Linked DNA regions of Homo sapiens: region 2 is linked to region 1. The links are chromatin loops, found by intact Hi-C in ENCODE. Cell type or tissue: tibial artery. All regions are shown on one strand. Links, peaks and the distances in the headings refer to the core of each region. The heading gives the core; the rest is flanking DNA.

What was found. Hi-C counts contacts between places; a loop is a spot of excess contacts. Peaks named below come from ENCODE experiments on the same cell type or tissue, not always from the same donor. Only the 100,000 strongest peaks of a DNase experiment are listed, where the experiment ranks them.
Region 2: a loop joins it to region 1, with 2.1 times the contacts of the local background. A loop is called at or near these places in 2 of 110 quality-filtered maps.

The regions. Positions count from the first base shown.
Region 1 is chr11:72,921,226-72,930,077 of GRCh38, forward strand. It overlaps FCHSD2 (FCH and double SH3 domains 2), which reads right to left. Exons shown (of 20, transcript NM_014824.3): 9 at 603-725. Among named protein-coding and RNA genes, the nearest start is that of ATG16L2, 110 kb to the left of the region's middle. In tibial artery, for the core only: a CTCF peak has its summit at 3,528 (motif pointing right); a DNase peak (open chromatin) is centred at 4,526; H3K27ac peaks cover 948 bases.
Region 2 is chr11:72,860,810-72,869,661 of GRCh38, forward strand. It overlaps FCHSD2 (FCH and double SH3 domains 2), which reads right to left. Exons shown (of 20, transcript NM_014824.3): 13 at 7,056-7,217. It also overlaps the pseudogene RNU6-672P. Among named protein-coding and RNA genes, the nearest start is that of ATG16L2, 51 kb to the left of the region's middle. In tibial artery, for the core only: no CTCF peak of the experiment used is centred there; no DNase peak of the experiment used is centred there; H3K27ac peaks cover 2,500 bases.

The sequences.
Region 1 (8,852 bases), core at 2,495-4,994:
AGGATAGTTTCACGACTGCAAAACATTTTAATCTATCAAATCTTGAAGAAAAGTCATTGCATTTATTTTCTCTGCATACAATGTGACATGTCAGCAAACCTGATGGATCTCAACACTTTTAAATGAAACGACTGCTGTCAAAGAATGACAGCATATAGATAGTAGGGCTTAATTTGAAAAAAACCCAAGACACTGTTGTTTTTATATCAATTACAAAACGCTCCTTTTCCCTTCGTGCTCTTTTAGTACTCTTTGTACTGACACATGACCTGTTGTTTCCCCCATGTGAGCAGAGTGCATTTAAACTCTGAGTAGAATACAAAACTGTTTAAACCCTTCTCAAAGGCAATGCACATGGCAATGGGCCAATGTTCTAAGCTACCTTGTATCAGCACCTCTCTTTTTGCCCTTGGTGCCATCTTCAACTCATCAACAAGGAGAACAGAATCTCCTCCAACTTTGTTAGAAGGAATGCTGTTACCAGGAAATTTGTTCGTTAATGCATTCTTCTAATATCACTAGTACCTTCATTTTCTTTGTATGCAGAAATACTTTAGCTTCTAAGTTGGATAACACTACACGTTGCACTAAAGGTAACTTACCTTGCTGGAGTTTTCTAATAAAAACTGGAATGTGTTCTGCACAGCTTGGCATGTTTCTAGCTCAGTCCGGCTGAAGGCTATTAAATAATCCTTGAGATGATCATACACATTTCCATCAAGAGCCTGTAATAGAGGAGTAAATAAAAGAAAAAAAATTACAGTAAAGCCTTGACATATGATATCTTCTGCCTATGAGAAAAGTAGGTATGTTCAGTTTAAAATTTATTATTAATAATAAATGGACAAAAGATACAGATTGTAAGTAAATATGAACAGTTAACAATCACTTGAGAAAATGTTGAATCTCTCTAATAAACAGGAACTAAAAGAGGTAAGATCCAATATTGGTAAAGCTGTGGGAAAACAGGACACAACTTAGAGACAAAATGCGTGGGTTCTGATCTTTGCTCATCTGCTTAGGTGTAGGAGTTAAGTGAAATAATAAACGTGAAAGGATGCAGGTGCAGTGCCTGGAAAAGAGTAGACACTCTACAATAATCTCCGTTTTCCCCCAATCCATTATTGGTAGGATTATACATTGGTATATGTATATTTACTGAACAGCAGTGACAGAAAAAACACAATAGAAATATTAAAAAAAGAAAAGTGACTCAGAGATACTGCTTTGGGGAAGAAAACCCAGTGTAATATCTATGAAGGGTTGGAAACATTCTTATTTCCTTAAACATTTTGTAACAGGGATCTTTGAAATAAAAAAAAAGGAGAGAAAATCACTGAACATTTGAGGAATGATTAAGCTATGATGTGTACTGTCACCAAAATAAAAACCGTGGAAACTGTATAGATGACAAGTATGTATCAAATAATTTTAGGTTAAAAAAACAGAATATACATATGACATATACACTAGCAATAACTATGGAAAAATATAATAATAATAATTAATAATAATCAAGGTTCTGAAGTCTTGCCAATCAGTAGAGGTAAAAATTGAGGTAAAATTCACCCAATATAAGTCACCATTTTAATAATTTTAAAGTGTACAACTCAGTGGCTTTTAGTACACTGACAAAGTTGTTTAACAATTTCCATTATCTAATTCCAGAACATTTCCACCACTTCTCCAAAAACACTGTACCTGTTAAGTGGTCATTCTCCATCCCTTCCTTCCCCCAGCCCCTGGCAACCACTAGTCTGCTTTCTACCTCTATGGATTTGCCTACTCTGGATATTTCATATAAATCAAATCATATAATATATGACTTTTGGTGCCTGGCTTCTGTTGCCCAGCATAATATTTTCAAGGCTCATTGATTTATCAGTACTTCATTCCTTTTTACAGCTTAATAATATTCAGTTGTACCACATTTTGTTTATTAATCAGGTGATATAAATTTGCCTTTTCCCCATTTTTTGACTATTATAAATAATGCTGCAAAGTTAAAAAATAAATAAATAATGCTGCTATGAACATTTGTGTACAAGGTTTTGTTTGAGCACCTGTTTCCATTTCTCTTGGGAATATACCCAGGAATGGAATTGCTCGGTCATATGATAACTCTATGTTTAATTTTGAGGAACTGTCAAACTGTTTTCCAGTGACTGCAACATTTTACCTTTCTACTAGCAATGTATGAGGGTTCAAATTCTCCACACCCTTGCCAACACTTATTCTTTTGTATTTTGGTATTTTTTTTTTAAATTATGAAAGCCATATTAGTGATTAGGAACGGTATATCTTTGTAGTTTTGATTTGCATTTCTCTAATGACTATGTTGAGCAACTTTTCATGTGCTTATTTGGCCATTTGTATATCTTCTTTGGTGAAAAGCCTACTCAAGTCCTTAACTCATTTTTAAATTAGGTTGTCAGGTTGGGTGTGGTGGGTCACGCCTGTAATCCCAGCACTTTGAGAGGCTGAGGTGGGCGGATCAAGAGATCAGGAGTTCGAGACCAGCCTGGCCAAAATGGTGAAACCCCGTCTCTACTAAAAATACAAAAATTAGCTGATGTAGTGGCGTCTGCCTGTAATCCCAGCTACTTGGCAGGCTGAGGCAGGAGAACTGCTTGTACCCAGGAGGTGGAGGTTGCAGTAAGCCGAGTTTGTGCTATTGAAATACAGCTCTGCGTGACAGAGCAAGACTCAGTCTCAGAAAATAAATAAATAAATAAAGTTGTCTTTTTGTTGTTGGGTTGTAAGAATCCTTTATATATTCTGGATACTAGATTCTTACAATATGTATGATTTGCAAATATTTTCTCCCATTTTGTGGGCTGTCTTTTCACTTTCTTGAAAGTTTCTTTTGATGTACAAAAGTTTTACTTTTTTAAAAAAAGTGATAAGGTCTTGTCATGTTTCCCAGGCTGGACTCAAACTTCTGGGTTCCAGTAATCCGCCTGTCTCAGCCTCCTAAATAGCTGGGACCACAGGCACTCACCACTGCATCTGGCTTACAAGTTTTAAATTTTGATGCAGTCTAATTTAGCTATTTTTCTTTCTTTTTTTTGAGACAGAGTCTTGCTCTATTGCCCAGGCTGGAGTGCAGTGGCATGATCTCGGCTCACTGCAAGCTCTGCCTCCTGGGTTCATGCCATTCTCCTGCCGCAGCCTCCCGAGTAGCTGGGACTACAGGTGCCCGCCACCACACCCGGCTTTTTTTTTTTTTTGTATTTTCAGTAGAGACGGGGTTTCACCGTGTTAGCCAGGATGGTCTCGATCTCCTGATCTCGTGATCCGCCCACCTTGGCCTCCCAAAGTGCTGGGATTACAGACATGAGCCACCACGCCCCACCCAGCTATTTTTCTTTTGTTGCTTCTGTGTTGGTACTATATCTAAGAATCCTCAATGGAAGTCTTCCATTGTATCTTATGTTTGGCTGTTCCATTAAACTTTTTTTTTTTTTTTTTAAATACACAAATTCTGTCCCAAAAGCACTGAGTAATAAAGCTGCACCTTCTATAGTGCTTACACCACTAGATGACACCATTGAGCACTTCAAATTTAGGCACTGCAAATATTATTACTATGATTTCCATGTAATTATGTAACATAACCAGAGACACTGCTGGTGTTAAGTCTGAATAAATTTCCTGTATCAGGACATACTTTTCCTGAACTTGTTTAGAAAAAGAAACATATAACATCTTCTGATGTAAGGTTTCTACCTTAGAAATGGTCTTGGTGGACAATCATAACATGATTACATTTTGGCAGGAAACCATTGGAGTATTTTGAGTTCAGCAAATGGTAATACAGGCATCATGAGCTCAAAAAAAAATAAGGCATGGATTTTAAGGTGAACCATATACCCACACAGTTTCTATTATCTCAGTACAATATAAACAGTACCCACTGTGCCTAGGCTCTGTGCTAGCTGTATGGGTGCAAGTGAGAGGGAGGAGAAAAGTTGAAGAAAAGAAAATCAAAGTTCTGCTGGTACTTCTGTTTTTGACCTTACCATAATCAGGATCATTTCTGATTATAGATATTTCTTACTAAAGGCATTGTACTTTTAATTTTGATAGAAGTATATTACAAATCAGGAATTATACATTCACTCAGCTTCTTAAATCCTACTTTAAAAATTCCAGCTGGGTACAGTGACTTGTGCCTATGATCTCAGCTACTTGGGAGGCTGAGGCAGGAAGACTGTTTGAGCCCAGGAGTTTGAATCTGCAGTGATCTATGATCGTGCCACTGCACCCCAGCCTGGGCAACAGAGCGAGACCCTATCTTTAAAACAAACAAACAAACAAATAAATTTCTAAACACTTCATAAAGACATTCAAGAAGGAATTTGTTGCCACGGTGTATTTCACTTCAGCAATAAAACATATATTATCTCATCATGAGATAATAACTGACGCACGTATCCCAGGGTCCACCAGTAGACACGATTATCGAAATGGCTGCCAAAGCCTTACCAAAGTGATGGCAGTGGCTGCTGCCATCATGCCGGCTAGAGCAGGGAAGCATTGCTGGGGTTGCACACTCCATGGAGCCAGTGGCTACAGAGCCCTGCCCCTTCTGAGTTGGGACGGGAGCTGCCCAGGTACCACTGCAGTCGCTCAAACTGCACCTACAGACCCTGGCCTCCTGGTCTACGGAGCAGGCAGGAGCCCCACCCTCCTGGGACTGGCTACAGCTGACCAATCTGCAGCTGTGGATCCAAGCCTCCCTGTGCTCCTGGGGGAGGGCCGGGAAGGGCCCCCTGCCCCTGTCCCTGCTGGCTTGGGGATATCTGTTCCCGCTGCTTGGCCTCTCTCTTCTCCTGGAGCCCACTCAGATTAGTGGGGTTGGGGCTGAGCCCCAGGGCCCTGAATAGCAATGGGAGGCAGAGTCCTGGGCAGAAGAGGGTGGGTTCCCAGTAAGGCCCCACCTTCAGGCCAGGGAGGGCCTGAAGACTGGGGGCTGGACTGCCAGTCCAGCAGACTAGAGTGGGGACTGGTGGTGCCTCTTCTGGGCCTTCCCATGGCTGCCCATAGACCAATCCACACACACTTCCTCCATTCTGAGGTCCATAAAAGCCCTGGGCTCAGACAGAGCAGAGCAGAGGATGGCCAGAGGAGGAATAGGGTAGAGAGAGGATGGCATGACCAGTTGCAGAGAGGAGTATTCTCTCTGCTAATAGCTGGAGACGATGGGATGGCCAGCTGCAGAGAGGAGTACTCTCTCCATTGAGAGCTGCAGAGACAACTTGCCAGCAGAGAGGGGAGCTTCAGAGACCTGCAGAGACATCCCAATGACTTGCCTGTGGACAAAAGCCACCCTCTCCAGGGCCTCCTCTCTGCTGAGAGCTGAACACTCCAAGGGACGATATGCCTACAGAGAGGAGCTACTCACTCCTCTGAGCTGTTTTAACAGTAAATAAAATTCTTCTTTACCCTTCACTTGTCTGCCTACCGCATACTTCCAGGACACAGGACAAGAACTTGGGCAAAGGCACCATGGCCACAGAGGTTTCTAGCCAGAAAAACTGGCACCCCAGAGATCCCGTAACAAAAGGAGCTTGATTAGAAATACTGAACTTTTGTTGATAGTTTTGAATTTAGATGTAGAAGCATCTTTCTTCACTTAAGTTGGAAGAATGTCAGCCAGAATTATACAGATGTGCATTATTTAACATAAAAGAGTGAAAAAAATGGCGACTTGGTGCACTAGTAGTACCTAACTACTTATATGAAAAGGATTTACTTCCAACAGGGATTTGAACCACTCTTTTTAAAAAGGCAAATCCCTACTTAATAGTAATAAATCCTAGTTTTTACTATCTTAACAATTCACAAGCACAAAACAAATGTATTTCAGTCTTGCCCTCTCTTCTTTTCCGGGTAGGCAAAAAACCCTGTAAGCCTTTAAGGGTAAGGAAGATCCTTCAGATACGAGCTGCCTTCCATTTTCTAAGGTCTAACTAAACCAGATGTTCTCAACTTTAAGCATGCCTGAGAATCACTTCAGAGCTTATAAAAGCACAGATTGTTTCAGGGCAGTGAGGCCATTCTGTATGATACTACAATGGTGGATACATATCATTATACATTTGTCTAAACTGAGAATGTACAATACAAAGAATGAGCCCTAATGTAAACTGTGAATTTGGGGTGATGATGATGGTGTCAGTGTAGGTTCATCAATTGCAACAAATGTGCCACTCTGATGGGGGATGTTGATAGTGGGAGGAATTGTATGTAGGGGAAGGGAGTGTAAGGGAAATCTCTGTACCTTCTGTTCAATTTTGCTGTGGAACTAAAACTGCTCTAAACAATAAAGTCTGATTAAAAAAACAGTAACACAAATTGTTGGGCCCCACCCAGAGTCTCTGATTCAGCAGGCTGAAGATGGGCCCTAAGAGTCTGCATTTTCTAACAACTTGCCACTGGCCTGGGACCATACTTTGAAAACTACTGAACTGCACAGTTACTTTAGCTGACTAGGTTGAGCATTTATGTGGACTTAGATTCTGGTGACCCTCTGGAAGGAGAGTGGCTGCAGGCAGAGAAGCCTACCATCCTGAATAGGGTCAAGAGCACCAATAGGTACTGTTACTGTAGATGGATCAGCAGCTGTTTTCAACGGGGAATCACGCTCTACTTTAGATGCAAGACAGGAATGACCTTGAGCTCTGAAATCAGTTGGATGTGGGTTAGAATCCCAGAGCTTTTACTTACTTTATCATGTTAATGATTTTCTCATTTATAATTAGGGAAAGTGGGAGTACCACATACTCCACAGGACATAGTGAAGATAAAGGATAAAGGTAAAGGATGTGGTATAATGTTAGTCTTTCTTGCCTTGCTTTAAAATCATCAATGCATTGGCCACATATTGATAATGGTTAAAGCTGGATAATGAGTACGTGGGGGTCATTATACTGCCTTTTTTTTTTCCTTCAGTGTATGTTGGAAATTTTTCATAAAAAAGCATAAAGAAAACCTGAATAACATATTAGGGAAAAAAAATTCCACAAAATTTTTTTCAATGGCTCCCACTGTATATTTTGCAAAGTAGAAATTCTTTAGCAGGCATTGAAGATTCTTTACAATCTGGTCCCAACATAACTCTCTCTCATTAGCACCATCTCTCATCACTGTTCTCTGCATTATACTCTACTTCCCAACTATACTGAGTCATTTTGGAAAATGACATTCACTTTCATGTTCCCAAATAAGTTATTCTCTTGGCCTAGAATGTCCTTCCCCCCTTCTCTTCCACTTAAATACTTAAATGATAATGATGGTTAACACAGGCAACTGACATTTACTAACGGCTTACTGAGTTCCAAGTGCTTTACAAAACTGACTCAACTAGCTCTTCCTTAGCGTTTTCACAATATTCTTCTATGTGCTGTATGGGTATTATTGCCAATCATGGATTGAATCTTATTTAAGTAGGTGAGAGGAGGCCCAAGTGATCAGAAGCCACTTTCTTTTTTTTATTTTATTATTATTATACTTTAAGTTTTAGGGTACATGTGCACAACGTGCAGGTTTGTTACATATGTATACATGTGCCATGTTGGTGTGCTGCACCCAGTAACTCGTCATTTAGCATTAGGTATATCTCCTAATGCTATCCCTCCCCCCGTCCCCCACCCCACAACAGTCCCCGATGTGTGATGTTCCCCTTCCTGTGTCCATGTGTTCTCATTGTTCAATTCCCACCTATGAGTGAGAACATGCGGTGTTTGGTTTTTTGTCCTTGCGATAGTTTGCTGAGAATGGTGGTTTCCAGCTTCATCCATGTCCCTACAAAGGACATGAACTCATCATTTTTTATGGCTGGATAGTATTCCATGGTGTATATGTGCCACATTTTCTTAATCCAGTCTATCATTGTTGGACATTTAGGTTGGTTCCAAGTCTTTGCTATTGTGAATAATGCCGCTATAAACATACGTGTGCGTGTGTCTTTATAGCAGCATGATTTATAATCCTTTGGGTATATACCCAGTAATGGGATGGCTAGGTCAAATGGTATTTCTAGTTCTAGATCCCTGAGGAATAGAAGCCACTTTCAATGGAGATTAATCTTAAAATATCTTTTTCAGCTATCCAACACCCAGAATTCCCTGAATTTTAATTACCACCTCTGCAAGGCTGTGATACTCATTAACCTGCACATGAACTCATTTTCTGGTGGGTAAGATAGCTGGAGGCCTTCTGGCCTGGGTGGATTATTGCTAGTGTGCATAGAGTTAATGCAGGAGATACAAAAATTAAGAAACAGTTGGAATTCAAAGCACGGGAAGTGGATGATAACCCTATGATTTGCTCCAGCCCCCTGCCTTAAATTGCAATTGTCTGAACCAATGATGGCATCTAGAAATGAAGTTCAAAGCAATTCTGGGTAGTACTGTCTCAACATGGTTTGTGATTAGAAGGCAGATTGCATAAATATTTATATAGACTTTGATTAAAAAGCCAACGATCAGAATAAAAATTGTCCCAAAAATAGAACCAAAGAGCTTGAAAACAATTTTTACAAACTCCCCATCACAGTATTTAAAACACTATATTGAAACCATTTATATACATGTCAGATTTTCCCAAAAGACCCTTAATTCCTTGAGAACAGGCAGCACTTTCTTCCCTTTATCCTACCCTTAGCAGAGGCCTCTAATAAATGATTATTGAAATGAATCAAACTGAGAAGGGTCTGAGCTACAAAAGCAGACTCCAGTTGTGTAAGAGGGAAAGCACCAAAGAAACATTTTGAGAGTGAAGTAGAGAATGAGGCATTTATCTTAATTGGGTCACCTTTATTATGATGAAAAAAATAATATGTTGTG
Region 2 (8,852 bases), core at 2,932-5,431, 60 kb before region 1:
TCTGTTTGAAAAAAAAAAAAATGTAAATTAGAAAATATTTTGAACTGGATAAAAATGATGACACAACATACCAGAATTTGTGCAATGGACCTAAAGCAATACTTACAGGGAAATGTTTAGCACTTAATGCCAATATTCAAAAAGAAGAAAACTCTCAAATCAATGACCTCAGTTTCTATCTTACAAATTAGAAAGGAGAAAATTAAATCCAAATTGAACAGAAGAAAAGAAATAATAAAATCCTGAGTAGAAATCAAGAAAATAGAAAAGAGAAAAACGAGGGAAAAATCAATAAAATCAAAAGCTGATTCTTCATAGAGATCCATATAATTAATAAACCTCTAGCAGAATGATCAGAAGAGAGGAGACATGACCAATATCAGGAATGAGGTGATATCTCTACTAATTTTCCAGATAATCAAAGGATAAAGGAATATTATAAACAACTTTGTGCCAATAAATCTGACAACTTAGATGGAATGGACAAATTCCTTAAAAGAGACAACTTACCAAAGTTCACTCAGAAGAATAACCTTAATAACCCTGTATCTACTAAAGAAATGGAGTCTATTATTTAAAAACTTCCAAAAAAAAAAAAAAACTCCAGGACCAGATAACAGCCCTGGTAAATTCCACTAAACATTTCAGGAAGACGAAATTCCATACAATTCTACACAAGGCTTCCAGAAACTTGAAGAGGAGAGGATACTTTTCAAATCATTTGGAGACAAGCATTGTAACAAAACCAGACAAGAATACTACAAGGAAATGAATGGAGATGGAAGCATGCTTATCAGAGTCCTAGCAAACCAGTTCCAATCAATATATAGAAAGGATAGGCCGGGCGCGCTGGCTCATGCCTGTAATCCCAGCACTCTGGGAGGCTGAGGCGGGTGGAGCAACTGAGGTCGGGAGTTCAAGACCAACCTGACCGACATAGAGAAACCCTATCTCTACTAAAAAAATATAAAATTAGCCAGGCATGGTGGCATATGCCTATAATCCCAGCTACTTGGGAGGCTGAAGCAGAAGAATCGCTTGAACCTGGGAGGTGGAGGTTGCGGTGAGCTGAGATCATGCCATTGCACTCCAGCCTGGGCAACAAAAGCGAAACGCCGTCTCAAAAAAAAAAAAAAAAAAGATAATATATCATTACCCAAGTGGGGTTTACCAGGAATGTGAAGCTGGTTTAATATCTGAATAATCATCAATGCAATTACACCATATTAGCAGACTAAAAAAGAACCATTTGACAAGATCCAACATCCATTTCTATTAGCAAACAAAATAGAAACAGAAGAAACTTCTTTAACATGATAAAGGGCATCTACAAAAACCCTACTGCTAACTTCATACTTAATGGTGAAAGACTGAATGCATTCTTGCTAAAAGTTCAAGAACAAGGCAAGGATTTCTGTTGACTCTCACCACTTCTATTCAGCAATTTTATAGTAAGAAGGAAAAAGGAATCCAAATAGGAAAGGAATAAGTAAAACTGTCTTTATTTGCAGGTGACACGGTTATATAGAAAATCCTATGGATTTACAAAAAAGCTACTAGAACTAATAAGTGAGTTTAGCAAGATTGCAGGATATAAGATCAATATACAACAATCAACTGTATTTTTATGGATCAGCAATGAACAATTGGAAACTGAAATTTAAAAAATCATTTACAATAGCACCAAAATTATGAAATAGGGGTAAGTCTGACAAAGGATATGCAAGATCTATCTACTGAAAACTACAAAACATTGCTGAGAGAAATTAAAGTCCTAAATAAATGGAGAAGTATATTATGTTCATGGATTGGAAAACTGAATATTGTTAACATGGCAATGTTATCTTCCAGTTGATCTATGCAGTCATCATAATCCTAATAAAAATCCTGATAGGCTTTTTGGGGTAGAAAACCAATTTTAAATTCATATGGACATGCAAAGGACCTAGAATACCCAAAACAACTTTGATAAAGAAGAAAGTTGGAGGACTTACACTACCTGAAGTCATGACTTATTATAAAATTACAGTAATTAAGTCAGTGCAATACCGGCATCAAGCTGGACAAACAGATCAATAGAACAGAACAAAATGTCAAGAAACAGACCCATACATATATGATTAATTTTTTTTTTAAAGAGACTTGCTCTGTTTCCCAGGTTGGAGTGCAGTAGCACAATCATAGTTCGCTGTAACCTTGAACTTCTGGGTTCAAGATACCTTCTTGCTTTAGCCTCCTGAGTAGCTAGGACCGCAGGAATGTACCACAATGCCTGGCTAGTTGAAATTTTTTTTTTTCTTTTTTTAGAGACAGGGTCTACTATGTTGCTCAGGCTGGTCTCAAACTCCTGGCCAGAAGTGATCCTCCCACTCAGCCCAATGTGTTGGGATTACAGGCATAAGCCACTGTGGCAGGCCTGAATAACTGATTTTTGACAATGATGCAAAGGCAATTCAGTGGCGAAAGGACAGTTAAAAAAAAAAGTTCAAAAAAGGGACAAAGAACTCTGACTTATTCTGTTTACCATAATAAAAGATAAGCTCATGCTGAATTACAGATTTAAATGTAAAACCTAAAACTATAAAACTTCCAGAAGAAAACCTAGGAGAAAATCTTTATGACCTTGGTTTTAGGCAAAGATTTCTTAGCTACCACACCAAAAATATGATCCATAAAAGAAAAATTGGTAGGTTGGACTTCATTAAAATTAAAAATTTGTGCTCTTTGAAAGGTATTAAGGAAATAAAAAAATAAGCCACAGACTAGAAGAAAATTGCATAAATCAAATATCTGATAAAGGATTTGTATTCAGAGTATAAACTCTTAAAATGCAATAAAAATAAAACAAACCCAATAAAAATTAAACAAAGATTTGAACAGACACTTCACCAAAGAAAATATACAGATGCAAATAAACATATGAAAAGATGATCAACATTATCAGAGAAATGGAAATTAAAATGACAATGATTTACAACATCACACCTATTAGAATGTCTAAAGTTAAAAAGACTGACTATAGTAAGTACTGATAAGGTTGTGGAACAACTGAAACACTAGTACCCCGTTGATGTAATTGTAAAATGGTATAACCACTTTGGAAAACAGTTTGTCAGTTTCTTAAAATGTTAAATATATACCTATTATATGACCCAGCCAAAGCATATGATCTTAGCAGTTTTAGAAACTCCTTATCTTACCCTTATCTCCAACATCATTATTAAGCATGGTTCTCACAACAACCAAAGTCAGAATTTATTTATATGCAACTCTGCAGATGTTCATACTCTAAGTGAGGCTGTACAACAGAGTAGACTGGCAGTTTGCCCTTGCACATTAGTTGGGGAAAGTGGCTGAAAACGGGGAAGTGATGTTAACATTGTGGGCTATAGTTTGAAAATGTAAGCAATAAAAGAACAGGGTGGGCATAGTGGCTCATAAATAAAAGATTAGAAAAAATAAAAATATGGACTGGGTGTGGTGGCTCATGCCTGTAATCCCAGCACTTTGGGAGGCCAACGTGGGCGGACTGCTTGATCCTAGGAGTTTGAGACTAGCCTGGGCAACATGGTGAAAAATACAAAAATTAGCTGGGCATGGGGGCATGAGCCTGTAGTCCCAGCTACTCAGGAGGCTGAGGCAGGAGGATCCATTGAGCCCCAAAGGTTGAGACTGCAGTGAGCCATCAACAGCACCACTGCACTCCAGCCTGGGCGATAGAGGGAGACCATCTCCAAACAAACAAAAATACACATTATGTTGTACACCATAAATATATACAATTGTTTGTCAATTAAAAAATAAATAAATAAGAGTAAGGAAATACACCAAATTGCTAGCTGTGCTATTATAAGGATGGAGCTATTAATCATTTTCTTCTGTATTGTATTTTCCAATTTTTTGGTAATCTGCTTATATAACTTCTTCTATTGCAGAATTAATATAATATCAAAAGTCAGGTTGTCATCTTGGTATGGCTTTTGAATAAGAGAAGCAGGATGATAAGAGAAGGGAGGCTGAGTGACACAGGCTGATGGGGTTGCTGGCAGCAATCTAACAGGGGAAGCTGCATGCAGGCTCCAGACACCTGCAACTGAGTAACTGTGTCAGTGGACTGTTCTCCTTTAAAAACAACGTTGCTATACTCTGGGATTCCTTTTTTCCAATCTTACATTCTGTACTATAGCATGATACAGAAGGCAGAGTTAATACCCAAGTAAGTATAGTTCCTTCCTTATTCTATAAGGGAGTAGTCTGTGTCTTTTTAAAACATTTATCTTCCACAAGGCACTTTTCAGTTGCACTATTAATGTCTAACAGTAGTATTAATCATGTTTTCCAGATGACGAATGCTTTTGTTGGCAGCTGTAATGGAAGAAATAATTTAGCCTCTAGAATGTGCATTTCTGCTTCATGTTCCTCAGCCAGCTAGCTGTCAGTATGAAGAGATACAACCCCCTCTAAATAATTTCAGTGCTGTTACTTAAAAGCAGATTAAATAAATATAGGTCCTCATTAAGCTATTTTGTGCCTATGTCTCTCCTTTATTTATATTATTAGATCTTCCACAAAATGTAATCTCTCAGTTGAAAGATGCAGGCTCCATAAGAGTGATGAGGGGGAAGAAAAACGTCGGATGGAATTGCAAAATGCTCCCTTCACAGAGGATATGTATGTCTCTAGAGGAGTGATTTCTCTGGACAGGTCTCAAAAATACTCATTTATTCAATGCTTACTACTACTGTACTAGGCACAGCTCCTTCATTCCCTTCCTTCACAACGAGAACAGCCCTTCTTCTTTATCTCCTGTTAAAATTCTTCAAAGACTATCTCAAATGACATATCCTCCATGGGGCACACTTTCTTCCCTATTCTTCTAGCTGATATTGAGCTTTTCTGATAGTATTTCAAAGAATCATGAGATTCTGGAGTTGGTGGGGGTGGGGAGTGGGAATCTCAGAGTCTTTTAATCTTTCTTTCAGAAACCCAAGAGAAGTGACTTTTTCCAAGGTGTGCAGATGAGTTAGAAGTAAGCAATCTCAAGTGTGCTACACAGTAGTCCAGTCATACACTGCCATGTATCATTAAGATCTATGAAGATCTGTCTGGTCTCCTAGCTTGTAAATTCTATGAGGAGGGAGACCAAGTTTTGTTCATCTTCAGTTTGCCCAGGAAGTAAGTACAAAGTTAGATGGTATGTGCCTGCTCAGTTCAAAGTCAGATGGTATATGGCCCCTCAATTGATTTGGTTAGAAAAGGTGCTAGCTGAAGGAAAATCATGGGTTTGATTGGTTGGAAACAGTCCTGCTGTAGAAGCCCAAATCAAGTGGGCCTGGAATTTGCTGTCATCAAAAACTCTACAACAGTCTGAAGTAGATGAGCATTATGACTTTTAGAAAGTGCAATAGTAGGAGATATTCCATGAGATGGAGCAACTCTGTTCTGTTTTTTGTTTTGTTTTGTTTTTTTTGTTTTTTGAGACAGAGTTTCACTCTTGTCACCCAGGCTGGAGTGCAATGGCATGATTTTGGCTCCCTGCAACCTCTGCCTCCCGGGTTCAAGCGATTCTTCTGTCTCAGTCTCCTGAGTAGCTGGGATTATGGGCGTCTGCCACCATGCCTGGCTAATTTTTGTATTTTTAGTAGAGACAGCGTTTCACCATGTTGGCCAGGCTGGTCTCGAACTCCTGACCTCAGGTGATCCATCTGCCTTGGCCTCCCAAAGTGCTGGGATTACAGGTGTGAATCACCATGCACGGCCAGAGCAACTCTGTTCTAATAACAACTGGGGAAGTGCTTACAACCCCAAAGTCAAGTGGGTGATGTTTCTTTTTCCCTCTAGCTGGATTAACATTAATAGTTAAATGAAAATAAAGCTTCAATAGATTGTTTTTCCTTAAAATGTAGACCCACACACAACCCTTTTTAAATGTGCAAGTGTATTCTCATTAGAAAATTAGAATGCTATGTGAAAAAATTGACAAAACTTCCAAGAATGTTGAAAAATTTTCGTCAGTTTCGCTAGCAAGCCTGCCTGATATCTGAAGAGCACAAGCATTTAAAGAGGCACTATGAAGACAGTGGGAAGTTGGGAGGTTAGAGTTTTAGCTTTTAGTTTGCCACTATTCCAACTAGCCACTCACCCATCCAACCATTCACTCCTTCCTTCAAAAATATTTAAGTACCAACTATGTGTCAGGCACTTTGCTGTGCAGAGCAGAGAACCAGGAAGATATGGCAATTACATTCTAGAGAGGAAGACAACAATAAACAAAAGAAAACAAATAAAGAAGGCAAGTTCAAACTGTAATAAATACCATTGAGGAAATAAACAGGATGACAGAGAGTAATGGGTGGGGAGGTGACAGTAGGAATTACATTAGTCTGACTAGCAAGGCATCACATATCCAGCTATGTAATATCAGGCAAATCAACCGAATTTTTCTGGTACTTAGATCTCCAACATGAAAAACTAAGGTTGAACCAGATGACATCAGAGTAGAAAAAGCCCTGGACTTGAAGTAAGGAGACTTAAGCTGTGTCCTGGCCTTGTCTGTAAAACTCACCTACACTCTCTCTATGTGAGGAGAATATGAAAGCTGTCAAGAATTGAAGTCACCTTCAGACTAAGCCCACGTACTAAGAAGAACATTCCTTTCACTTAAGATTTTGTGCAAATCTCTGGATGTTTATTTTCATTTTCACTAAAGAAGACCTCTGAGAACTTCAGAGACACTAGATTGTTTTCTATTCTATTACTTCCAGACACGAAGCATATTTACTCTATGAATGGGATGAGTTTGGTAGATAGGCATCGATAACCCAAATAGTGATAACATATTCTTCATCATACATTAAAAAAAACACTCATTTTTTCCTCTCTTTCACTTCCCGCAATAATTTTAAATCAATTAGTGATAGGCTGAAGAATAAAACCTAAATCACTAGCAAACTATTATCTTTTTAAAAAATTTTGGCTATTATTAAGTTTGACTACAGAGTCAAAGCATGCTTCAGTGAAAATCAACTTGTCATATCCAAGAAAAGAAATCGTACCGAGTGTAAAGTGCCATTACTGGTCACTGCAGGAGGGCGGGCCCATCGCTCATTTTCCAGTTCTTCCATTACTTGGTTCATGGCACTCTTTAGCCATGTGTCCACAGAAACACCAATCTGCTTTAGCAGGTCCAACCGGGCTTCAGCTTTCAATTTAATTATCTAGAGAACCAAGAAAATGGTCGGAAATCAAGGCTTTTATTATTCACAATAGCAAAGATAAGGAATCAACCCAAATGCCCATCAATGATCGACTGGATAAAGAAAATGTGGTACATATACACCATGGAATACTATGCAGCCATAAAAAGGACAGAGATCATATCCTTTGCAGGGACATGAATGCAGCTGCAAGCCATTATCCTCAGCAAACTAAGGCAGGAACAGAAAACCAAACACTCCATGTTCTCACTTGTAAGTGGGAGCTGAACAATGAGAACATACGGACACATGAGTGGGGGAGAACAACACACACTGGGGCCTGTCAGAGGGCGATGGGTGGGGAAGGAGAGCATTAAAAAGAATAGCTAATGGAGCTGGGCTTAATAGCTAGGTGATGGGTTGATCTGTGCAGCAAACCACCATGGCACACATACCAGGATTACTTTTGCACCACCCTAATAACAAACCCGCACATCCTGCACACGTATCCGGGAACTTAAAAGTTGAAAAAAAAATTAGCTAGGCATGGTATCATGGGCCTGTAGTCCCAGCTACTTGGGAGCCTAAGGTGGGAGGATCACTTGAACCCAGGAAGGGGAAGTTGCAGTGAGGGGAGATCGCACCACTACACTCCCGCCTGGGTGACAGAGCAAGACTCTGTTAAAAACAAACAAACAAACAAACAAACAAACAAACCAAGAAACTATATAACCGTCATGAAAGGAAATTACTTAAAAGGAAAAAAAATCATACATGATCCTATCAGTCTTACATGGCAAATATTCTCAAGGCTTTGTCCACATGCAGACATATTTTTGCACAACTGTATTCTTGGTGGCAATGCAGCTTAGCTTTTACTTTTTAAGTTACCTTTTTTTTTTAAATTTTTTATTTTTTTGAGATGGAGTCTCACTCTGTCACCCAGGCTGGAGTGCAGTGGTATGATCTTGGCTCACTGCAACCTTCACCTCCTGGGTTCAAGCAATTCTCCTGCCTCAGCCTCCCAAGTAGCTGGGATTACAGGTGTGTACCACCACACCCGGCTAATTTTTGTATTTTTAGTAGAGGCGGGGTTTTGCCAAGTTGGCCAGGCTGGTGTCGAACTCCTGACCTCAGGTGATCCACCTGCTTCAGCCTCCCAAAGTGCTGGGATTACAGGCATGAGCCACCTCACCCAGCCAAGTTACCATTTATTATAAACTTCTTGTTTATATCCCTATCAAAAAAAGGAAATCAAGGCTTTTTTCCCTCAAATTAATTAAGTTCTTCCTAATCGATTAATTACAACAATCTTGATATTCACTAGCAATTCTTCCCTGGCACAGATGCTAATTTTTCACTTGAAGCAGGGCAAGAGAAGGGGAAAGGGAGGGGAGATAGTGAAGAAGGGAAAGAGAGGGTTGGGGGGAGGGAAGAAGAGAGAGAGAGAGACAGAGGCAGAGAGACAGAGAACATGAACAAAAGAAAGGAATCAGGGTCTCCTAACAATGGAATACTTGCTTTTTTTTTTTTTTAATAAAAGTATGGAATGCTTCACGAATTTGTGTGTCATCCTTGCATAGGGGCCATGCTAATCTTCTCTGCATCATTTCAATTTTAGTATATGTGATGCTGAAGTGAGCACATACTTGCATT